3 separate regions of the Homo sapiens genome follow, and regions 1 and 3 are each linked to region 2. The links are chromatin contacts, found by Hi-C in ENCODE. All regions are on one chromosome and are shown on one strand. The core of a region is the stretch at or near the end of the contact, and the rest is flanking DNA. Distances in the headings are between cores, read along the strand shown.

Region 1 (2,817 bases), core at 66-2,565, 1.1 Mb before region 2:
GCAACTTGGTATGCACCTCACCGAGCCCCTCGCCAATTCAATCGGGCCCTCCTTTGATAATTTAACAACAAATTCCTGTCTGGAATCACCCATTCAAGTGTCTTTTTAAGTGACTCCTGTTTCAATTTTTTAATAAAGTGCCACCAGTAGATCTACAAGTTGAGGAAAGCAGCTCAGGTGACACACTTGGCACCAAAAAGAATACTGAGTGGGTCAAAATCCTGCCCGGGGACAAAATAGAAGAGAAGCCGAAGAAGGTGACTAGACTTAATAGACTTCAAGAAGAGCAAGTACTGAAAACAGCAGTTTAACTACCTCGGACAATAAGCAACAAGCCTGCAGTCCCCAGGTAAGCGGCCCAGAGGGAGGTGAGAGGATGGAGTTGGAAAGGGGGACCAATGAGCCCGGGAAGAAGGAGCGACCAGGATGGAGCGCAAAGCAGTGACAGGCAAGGAGCCAACGGGGACTACACCAATGCAACAGGAAGAACCACGGGGATGGGACAGGGCAGGACAGGACAGGGCTGGGGGGAGGGGGCGACAGGGATGGAGCTGGTCCAGCCAAGTCATAACCAGACCCTGGCTGGGGCGCTCGCTGCGCGCAGGGCGCCGCGCCGGGCACTTTGGAGCGCTCTCTCCCGGGGTGCCCCCCACCGGCCCTCCGATGCCCCATTTCAGAGACTGGAACGACGAGGCCGGCCCCGCATCGCCCGCTCCGCTGTGTCACCCGCCCCGGGGCAGCGGAGGCTCAGCGCCCGACCCTCCAGGAAGCAGGGGGTAGCTGGCGGCCGCAGGGGGCGGCGGCTTGGGGCCGGCGCCGGCCGGGGCAGCTGGTACCTGGGCTCCGGCAGGACGATCCTCTTGCTGGCGCGGGCGGCCGGGGTCGCCTTGCTCTTCTCCATGGCCATCAGGTAACTGACATCGGCCAGCACAGCCTCCAGGTCCGCCATGTTGGCGAGCTTTGGCGGCGGCGGCGGCGGTTACTCCGGACCTGGACGGGACGCGCGCCCGCCGCCGCCGCCCGCCGCGCCCCGACCTGGGGGGGCCGCCCCGGGGCAGCCCCCCCCTCCGCGCGCCCCCGCCCCGCGCGCGCGCCGCGCGCCCCACTAGCGCTCTGCGCGCGCCGCAGGCTGTAGCCGGCCGGGGTCGCAGCACGCCTCCCCGCTCCGCCCCCTCGCGCGCCGCCCGGCGCCCCGCGCACGCGCGCCGCCCCCTGCTCCTTCAGCGAGGGTCTGCGGGGAGCGCGCGTCCAACGGTCAGCGCCCCTCAGTGCACAGTCCCAGCGGCCTCGCTGGGCCGGCGCCTCCCGACCAAGTCTCTACGGTCGCCCTCCCCTCGGGGTGGCCACGAGGGACTCCTCCTCCTCTTCCTCCTCCCCTCCCTCCCCCTCGGTCTCCGCCTCCTCCTTCTCCTCCTCCTTCACTGCCCCGACCTCCCGCCCCAGGTTCCACGCGCTCTGATGCCCGCCCCGCTCACCCAGAGAAGCCCTGGGCCAGACGTCCACAACCCAAGGGGTTATGGGGAGGCCTCTGCTCCCTGGACACAGTAGTTCTCAAACTGGACAGTGTCAATCAGCATCCTCCGGGAGGTCTGGGGTGGCCCCGGAAATACATGTGTCCCACCTATCCCAGCAGGTAATGATGAAACTCCTGCTCTGGTCCGGGCTACCGGTGAACAGCGCCCAGCGGGCCGGGCCCCCAACCTCGCTCCTGAGCCTGAACATCCCCCCAACCCCACCGTGAGAATTCAGCGAAGAGTAAAAGCTGGAAAAAGTTGCGTGTCTTAGGCTAAGCAGAACAAAGTGGGGTGACGGCTCCCCGGCTAGGAACAGAGATGCCCTTAGGGAGCCCTCTGATGGAAGAGCTCTCCGCTTAAGAAGGTCACCACTCCCTTACACTCAGGTGAGAGGTTTTAGTTTGGGTGTTGAAATGGTGTTGAGAAATAGAAGGAGAGAGAGTATTCCTGTCGTTAGGGTTTTACGGTCAATACAAGAGACAATTAGGGAGCATCTGCTGCGAGCACACTCGCACCACGAGGGTGATTTAGGGAAGTGGAAAAGCGAGATACAGCCCAAACACCGAAGCTGGGGGGAATTTCCAGCTTCCTGATCTTCGGTCTCGGTGTCTTTCATCATCACTCCACCCCGATGCCTGGGGTTTTCAGTTGCTTATTTTTCTACAGTGTGCACACAAGTCCGCATTCAGGATCCATGTGACACTCAGGCTGGAGTGGTGGTAAGGGACACGCAGGCAGTCTTAGGAAGACCTAAGCTGGAAATTAATGTTTTAAAATCCCTTTCATTCACCTGAATTGGTCACGTATTTCCATGAGCCTAGACGTTGCTAGAATTTGAGTGAACGTTCTGTCCATAACTTACAGGGTTAACGGGACCCACCAGATACAGTTAAGGTCAAATTTCAGATATTTCATGTAATGTCATTGCAGAAGCAGCCTGATTCTGTCATCAAATAGCCTGTTTCCCTCTTTTGTTTTCTCTCCCACGCCACAGCCCCCCTCAATCTGATTCCCTGCTATGCCTGCCATCACCACTGGCCAGTTTTACCACATGCTTCTCAAGACCCAAGGCACAATAGGCATAAAGTTGTCCTGAAAAGGACAAGAGGAGTGTCAGAAGTAGGAATGGCAGTTGAAGGAGCTTCGTCTGCCAGCAGAAAGCTGAAATGACAGGCAAGCACAAAATATATTAAGGAGACAAAGCTATGCATGAGCGAAATATCAAACTTTCATCTTCTACCCACTTTTTTTTTTTTTTTTTGCTTAAAAACAGGAAGACAGAATGTCTTGTCAAGGGTCACCC
Region 2 (3,062 bases), core at 73-2,572:
CAGGCCTGGCAGCACCCCAACTGCTGGGCCAAAGGGAGGTGTGCCCCCGTTGCTGTGCCTGGCCCCATCTGAGCATATGGCAGGGGACCTCAAAGGAGGAAAGGACCCAGGACATTCCTGGGAGGCGGCTGCTGCCCTGCAGTTTCAGGCACTGCAGGCCACTCCCTGTCTCCACAACATTGGCTCAGCTAAGAGGAGTCGCAAATCAATTTCAAAGCGCAAGAGGTATATGAAGGCTAAGAAAGGTAAGCAACAGAATAAAAAACATGGAGGTGAATTCATTCCAGTAGGAAGGAAGGTAATACAGTAATCTAATAATGATTTCAGAGACCTTTAGAATCTCCAAAGAGGCAAAGAAAGGAATGGCATCCGTAGACAAGAATGAGAACTTCTGAACCGACTGGCGGAAATGAAACAAGGACAGGTGGATATGAACAAGAAATAATACAAAATCCAGGGACTGAAAAATAGAAGGACTGAAGTAAGGGATGTGGTGAGCTTCAGGCACACGTACAGTGGAAGAGACGACTGGGGATCTGAAGCTAGTACTGAGGAATTCTCCCAGAAACGCCATGAAGAGACCTAGTCTAGGAGGAAACGGTTGAGAGGCATGGGGTGGACTGAGAAGCATCAACAAGTGGCTTGCGGGAGCTCGGCAGGGCACGGCAGGTTGTGGGCCCCACTATGACTGGCTTTTGGGATGGCCCAGGGGGGCCTGGGCATGAACCTCCCAGAACCCAGGGCCCCAGGATCCCCATACCCCTTCCAAACTCATCAGCGCAGGTGCCTTCCTCACTGCCCAGTGGTAAGCAGCCACCCAGCACGGGCTCCACTTCCCTCCTGACCTCCGGGGCTGCCCGGTGGCCCTTACTTCAGGCGCTGGGTGCAGGCTGGGCCCGGGACCCAGAGATACACCTGGCATCCCTCCCCCACAGCCCGGGTGCAGCTGCAGCTCTCTGCTCCTGGTGGCAGGATGTGGGCAAGATGGGGCCAAGACCCAGCTCCCTGCAGCTGGAGGCTAAGGCTCTGAGCCTGCCTCACAGAGCAGCCCCCACATCGCAGCCCCGGGGCCAGTGCTGGGGGCCCCAGCTCCTGCTCCCCACACCCCCATGTGTCCAGGCTAGGGGCCAGGAAGGCCACAGCACCCCCTCCTCCCCGCCTGGGGGCCACTCACCCCCTCACACGAGGCTTCACCTGACAGCCCTCCTCCGAGGGGCCGCACCCCGCACCAAGGTGCTGGGGGCCCACGCTGTGCTGAAAGCAGCTTGGCTGGGGGCGGCTCCTGCTCCATGTCACAGTCCCTGAGGCCCAGGCAGAGCTTCCCCTCTGCACGCGGCTGCTCACATGTACACAGGCTGTGGTGAGCCACGTCACGTCACGTGAAGGATTGGCACCTGCACCTCCCTCAGATGGCGGGCAACAGGTACTATGCCGCTGAAGGGGGGACAAGGGAGTGTTTCTAGATGGCCCCGCGGACACAGAGCCCAGGAGTCCTGGGCGGGACCCTGTGGGAGGCTTGAAGGGGCAGTGCTGGGTGCAGGGCCTCACAATGCCCCAGGGTGGCTGCAATGAGGATGGGAGGGGTGAGGACCGGCTGTTGGGTCCCTGGGCAGGTGCGACGAGGCAGCCCCGGAGGCTGACAGGAGGGCAGGGTGACCAAGCAGAGCCTGGCCACTGCTTCTTCCCCACTGAGCAGCCTCCCCCAGGCTGGCTCAGGGTTTGCAGAGGCCACTGAGGGACCAGAGGCGAGTCCTCCTGTGACACGGGCAGACCAGCCCGGGGCCTCTGGGGAGAAGTCTCCTGCCCAGATGCCAGAGGAGACACCAAGTGGCACCATCGGCCTCCCTCTGCTTGGCCAGCTCCGGCAGCCTCTCCACCAGGTGACGGCCGATGCCAGAGACCAGGGCTGCAGCGGCACATCCGAGGAGTGGGCACAGAAGAGCAGCAGCAGCCCCTGCCCAGTGACTCCTGGAACAAGCTTCCCCTGCGGGGTGTTGGCGGGGGGTGGTGAGAGAATCCCCATGGCAACTCACAGAAACATCATCTGGGTGAGACTTGGAGGAGAAGGTGAAGGGAGAGAGGTATCGAGAGATTCTAGCAGAGAAAATGCCCGAAGCCAGGGTCCTGCCTTCCCTGGGCTCCCATCATCCCCTGTGCTGGGACGAGGGGCAGCTGCTCTGCTGCTCCTCTCTCCACCTGATCCTCCCCAGTCCCTGGCCAGATCCATGGAGTCCAGGCTGCAGGGGCCCAGGCCTCCTCCGCCATGAAACTGCCTCTTCCCACCACCCAGAGCCCCAGGTTCTGCACAGGATGTGGGCAGTTGTGTGGGGGCTCCTCTCTGCACCCCAGCTCCATTCCCTTCCCCATCTGGGCTCCTCTGCTCCTTGCAACCTCTGGACCACCCACCTCCTAGGACCAAGCCCCTCCTGTCAATGGCCCAGACCCTTCTGGGAGCTAGAACCCTCCCATTCACCAGCTCAGCTCCTGCCTGTGCAGTCTCCTCTCCACAGCACCCCCACCACACATGCCCTAAATCCCCTCAGCCTGTGCTTCCCGCCTTCATCCATCCATCCATCTTCTGTCTGTCCTTCCTCTGCTCTCCTGCGTGCTCAGGGCTCTGTTTGCGCTGCAATAGACAAGACAGACCCCGCAAACACGGTTGGGAAGGCAGTTCTAGCTCATTTGGGGTTAGGTGGCTCGGGTATTAGGTCTGTGAGAGGGTACTAAGACCTTCTTTGGAGTGTCAGGACACAGCTGAGAGCCACCAGGGGCTGTGGTCCCACACAGCAGGCACTGCCCAGGCCTCACCTGGACTTTGCAGGACGTGATGCTCTCAAGTCACATGCTGGCTCCCAGGCCAACTACCATTCATATGTCCCTCTGCCAACAGCAATCCCTGTGGTGTCCCCTGACCCTCAAGCCTAACACCCTCCCTCCCGGGTTCCCCGCTCCAGCACACACCCCTCACCGGCCCTCTGGTCTGCCCTAAACCTTCCCCCACTTGCTCCCAAGCCAAGGCCTTTCCACATTAGGCATTGCTAAGATCATCATCCTTGTTCTAC
Region 3 (2,700 bases), core at 81-2,580, 1.5 Mb after region 2:
CCTGCCCCCCTGGAAGCCTGGTCCATCTTGGAGCCCATCCATGTGGCACAGACTCCAAGGACTTCCTGGGTATTAAGTAGGGTGGCAGGCCAGGTGACGTGGGGGACAGAGTATGGGGCCTTTGAGGTGAGCTTTCAGGGTGCTTCCATGAGGGCCCTTGTGCACTACTGTGGCCCTGTGGGAAGAAGGGATGCTGTGGTCACTCCTATACCTTTGCTCACACTCACCCCTAACACACCCGTCCTCTCTCTGCCCTTCAGTCCTTGATCCAGCTCCTAGGCCTGTTTGAGGTTGCTGCTGCCACCAGGCTACCTTTGATGACCACATGGAATCCCCAGTATCTCCTGCCCCTTGTCTTCTTCAAGCAAGGGGGTCTCATCTGCAATCTGAGCTCTGGGCTGGGCGGGGACAAGTACCCCCCCTTGCTTGCTTTACTTCAGGAACTGGCCTGGGTGGCTGGCATCCTGTGCATGTTGAGGGGACGGTGGTGGGGGATGCCAGTGGATGAGCTGATTGAAGATGGTGCTGGGTCTAGGGCCACCCTGTTCAGCCTCGTGGGTGGGCCTGTGGGGAGGAAGGCAGAGGTGGGGGCACTCATCCCTGGCCTGCCCACCCTACAGTTCGCATCTTATGTGTCAGGTGACATGTGCAATGGCTACGTGTGGCGGGCCTGGCTCCTGGCTTTCCTGGGCCAAGGGAGCTCCAGGCTGGTGTCCTCTAAGAATGAGCTGGTGAAGTCCCACAGGTGGATGGGATTTGCCGTCTGCAGGGGTGAACCCAGGCCCTGAGGCTGGGTACTTGGTCTCCTCCCATACTCTCATCAGAACCTGGAGCCCTGGAATATCCTGGGAACGTTTCCTCCACATGGAGAAAGACAGGGAGGTCTGTAACGGGGGCAGTGGGTAGGATCTGGTCATCGGACAGGGGGCATTAAGCCTCACCACAGTGGCCTGTTCCTCACACCTGTCAACCTCTCTTTGACCTCAGCATCTAGACCCAGCATGGGGAAGACTGGACAGGGAATGGGGCACCCCAAGGCCACAGCCCCCTCCTCCCATGAGAAGGCACACTCCAGGTCTCACCTGGGGGTGGGCTGGGGCAGTCCTGCCTTGCCTGGGACACCATGTGTCAAGAGCCCTGCACAGGCCAGGCCTCGGGGCTTGTGGAAGGATGAGTGTGTGTGTGTGTGTGTGTGTGCGCGCGTGTGTGTGTGTGTGCATGTTCAGATATATGGATGGACAGACACACAAATAAGTGACTGACCAGTCTGAGGTCCTGCCCACTGGGTAGGGACCCCGGAAGTCCTCTTGGCAGCTGTGCTTCCAGGAGCTTCGTTACTGCCTCAGGCTCTGGGCTCCCAGGGAAGCTCTTGGAAGGGTTCTTGTTTCCCTTCCCATCCCCTTACTTGGCCCAGCTCCCTTGAAGGGTCCAAGACCTGGGGGCAGCAGGTGGAGTGTGATCAGCAGGGTCCCATGTCCAGCTCTGGCCAGCCCTGCCCACCCCAGGCCCCTCTGAGCTCCAAGTGTCTGGCTGTGCCCCCCAATTGGGCACAGCTCTGAACCTGGCATTTAGAACGGTTCCTGGGGAGCTGTGAGGAGGGGGTAGGGCCTGCATGAATAGAAGCTTCTGGAGCAGAAGGTGCTACTTCTGATCATTGATTGACCATGATCTCCAGACCCTGTCTAACTCAAGCCTGGGCACGGGGCTTGGGTGTCTTGGTGCGGGGACACAGGACCATTCTCCAGCTGGGCTGGTGGAAGCTTTGGAAACTGAATCGCCCCCCTGCCTCCCACCCTGGGGAGAAGGAGGCACCTGCTGCCAGGGCTGAGGCTTGGTGGGGTTTCCCAGCTATTTCGGGCCTCAGGCACTCTTGGTTTCACCAGGCCAGCTGCACTGGGGTGAGGGTTCCAGGGCCGGTGGGGAGCCCAGCATGGGCAGGGGGCTGGCCTGAGGCTGTCTGGGGCTGGAACAGCCCAAGGATGAAAACAACCAACGGCAGAGACAAACAAAACATCTATTTTCCATCTGATTGTCCCTCCCCCCACCCAGAGAGTCAGTTTCCATTATTATCAACCCAGCTGCACAGAGGGGAAACTGAGGCTGAGCTCGAGCCACTAACTCCAGCCACAGGGGCCTGGCGCTAGTCAGGGCTCCTCAGTCGCTGGCTGCCTCCAGCCCCTGGGACGTCGCCCCCCGTGAGACCCCAGCCAGGTGCTCCCTACCCCCCATCCTCTGCCCTATTTCTCCCCAGCACAAATCCCGCCTCCTACATGACATTGTTCCTTGTCTGTTGACTTGATTTCCCTCTCCCGCAAACATGAGCTGTCTGAACCTGGCTGTGCCTGCCTTAACCCTGCTGGGTTTCCAGGAGCAGCAGGTCCTCAGAAGAGAGCTGAACATGTGACTTCGCTCTGGGCAGCCCCTGAGAAGGGGGCTTACTTACCTGGCCGGTCTGGGGTCTCACCTTCTTCAGCTACTCTGCCCAGCAGCCCCTGGGGACCAGCACCCCTTCCTTCTGGGAGCTGCTCTCTGCTGCCCAGACCTTTGCAAACTTTCTGTCCCCTGTGGGAGCCCAGGCCAAGTCTGACCACCACTTCCCATCCTCCTCCCCAGACAGGTCAGGAGAGGATGTGTCTAGGGGTCTGAGTGGGAGGCTCCCCTTTGGCCTGAAACTGTGAAGATGAGGCCCCTTTCTCCTCT

The links. Hi-C counts contacts between places; a loop is a spot of excess contacts on that map. Pooled maps may share reads with other maps.
Region 1: a map of B cell shows a loop between it and region 2 (13-fold over the local background). The contact joins the promoter of GRK3 here to the promoter of ADORA2A in region 2. A Hi-C loop is called at or near these places in 1 of 168 maps with a recorded cell type or tissue (B cell), 1 of 37 single-sample maps with no recorded cell type and 2 of 50 pooled maps.
Region 3: a map with no recorded cell type shows a loop between it and region 2 (8-fold over the local background). The contact joins the enhancer-like site here to the promoter of ADORA2A in region 2. A Hi-C loop is called at or near these places in 5 of 37 single-sample maps with no recorded cell type and 3 of 50 pooled maps.

Annotation. Positions count from the first base shown.
Region 1 is chr22:25,563,173-25,565,989 of GRCh38, reverse strand. It overlaps GRK3 (G protein-coupled receptor kinase 3), which reads right to left and starts at 1,315. Exons shown (of 21, transcript NM_005160.4): 1 at 837-1,315. The coding sequence starts at 949. It overlaps GRK3-AS1 (GRK3 antisense RNA 1), which reads left to right and starts at 574. Exons shown (of 4, transcript NR_183564.1): 1 at 574-910; 2 at 1,631-1,900; 3 at 2,509-2,687. RefSeq lists an enhancer at 103-618 and silencers at 730-979, 1,290-1,389.
Region 2 is chr22:24,425,859-24,428,920 of GRCh38, reverse strand. It overlaps ADORA2A (adenosine A2a receptor), which reads right to left and starts at 1,322. Exons shown (of 3, transcript NM_000675.6): 1 at 1,175-1,322. All of the region lies in intron 18 of SPECC1L-ADORA2A (SPECC1L-ADORA2A readthrough (NMD candidate)), which reads right to left. RefSeq lists a silencer at 1,132-1,241.
Region 3 is chr22:22,931,214-22,933,913 of GRCh38, reverse strand. No RefSeq gene overlaps it. Among named protein-coding and RNA genes, the nearest start is that of IGLL5, 45 kb to the right of the region's middle. RefSeq lists an enhancer at 1,740-1,849. Within about 2 kb of position 1,330, at least 3 of the 41 ENCODE cell types and tissues checked have a DNase peak (open chromatin) inside an H3K27ac peak, as active enhancers do.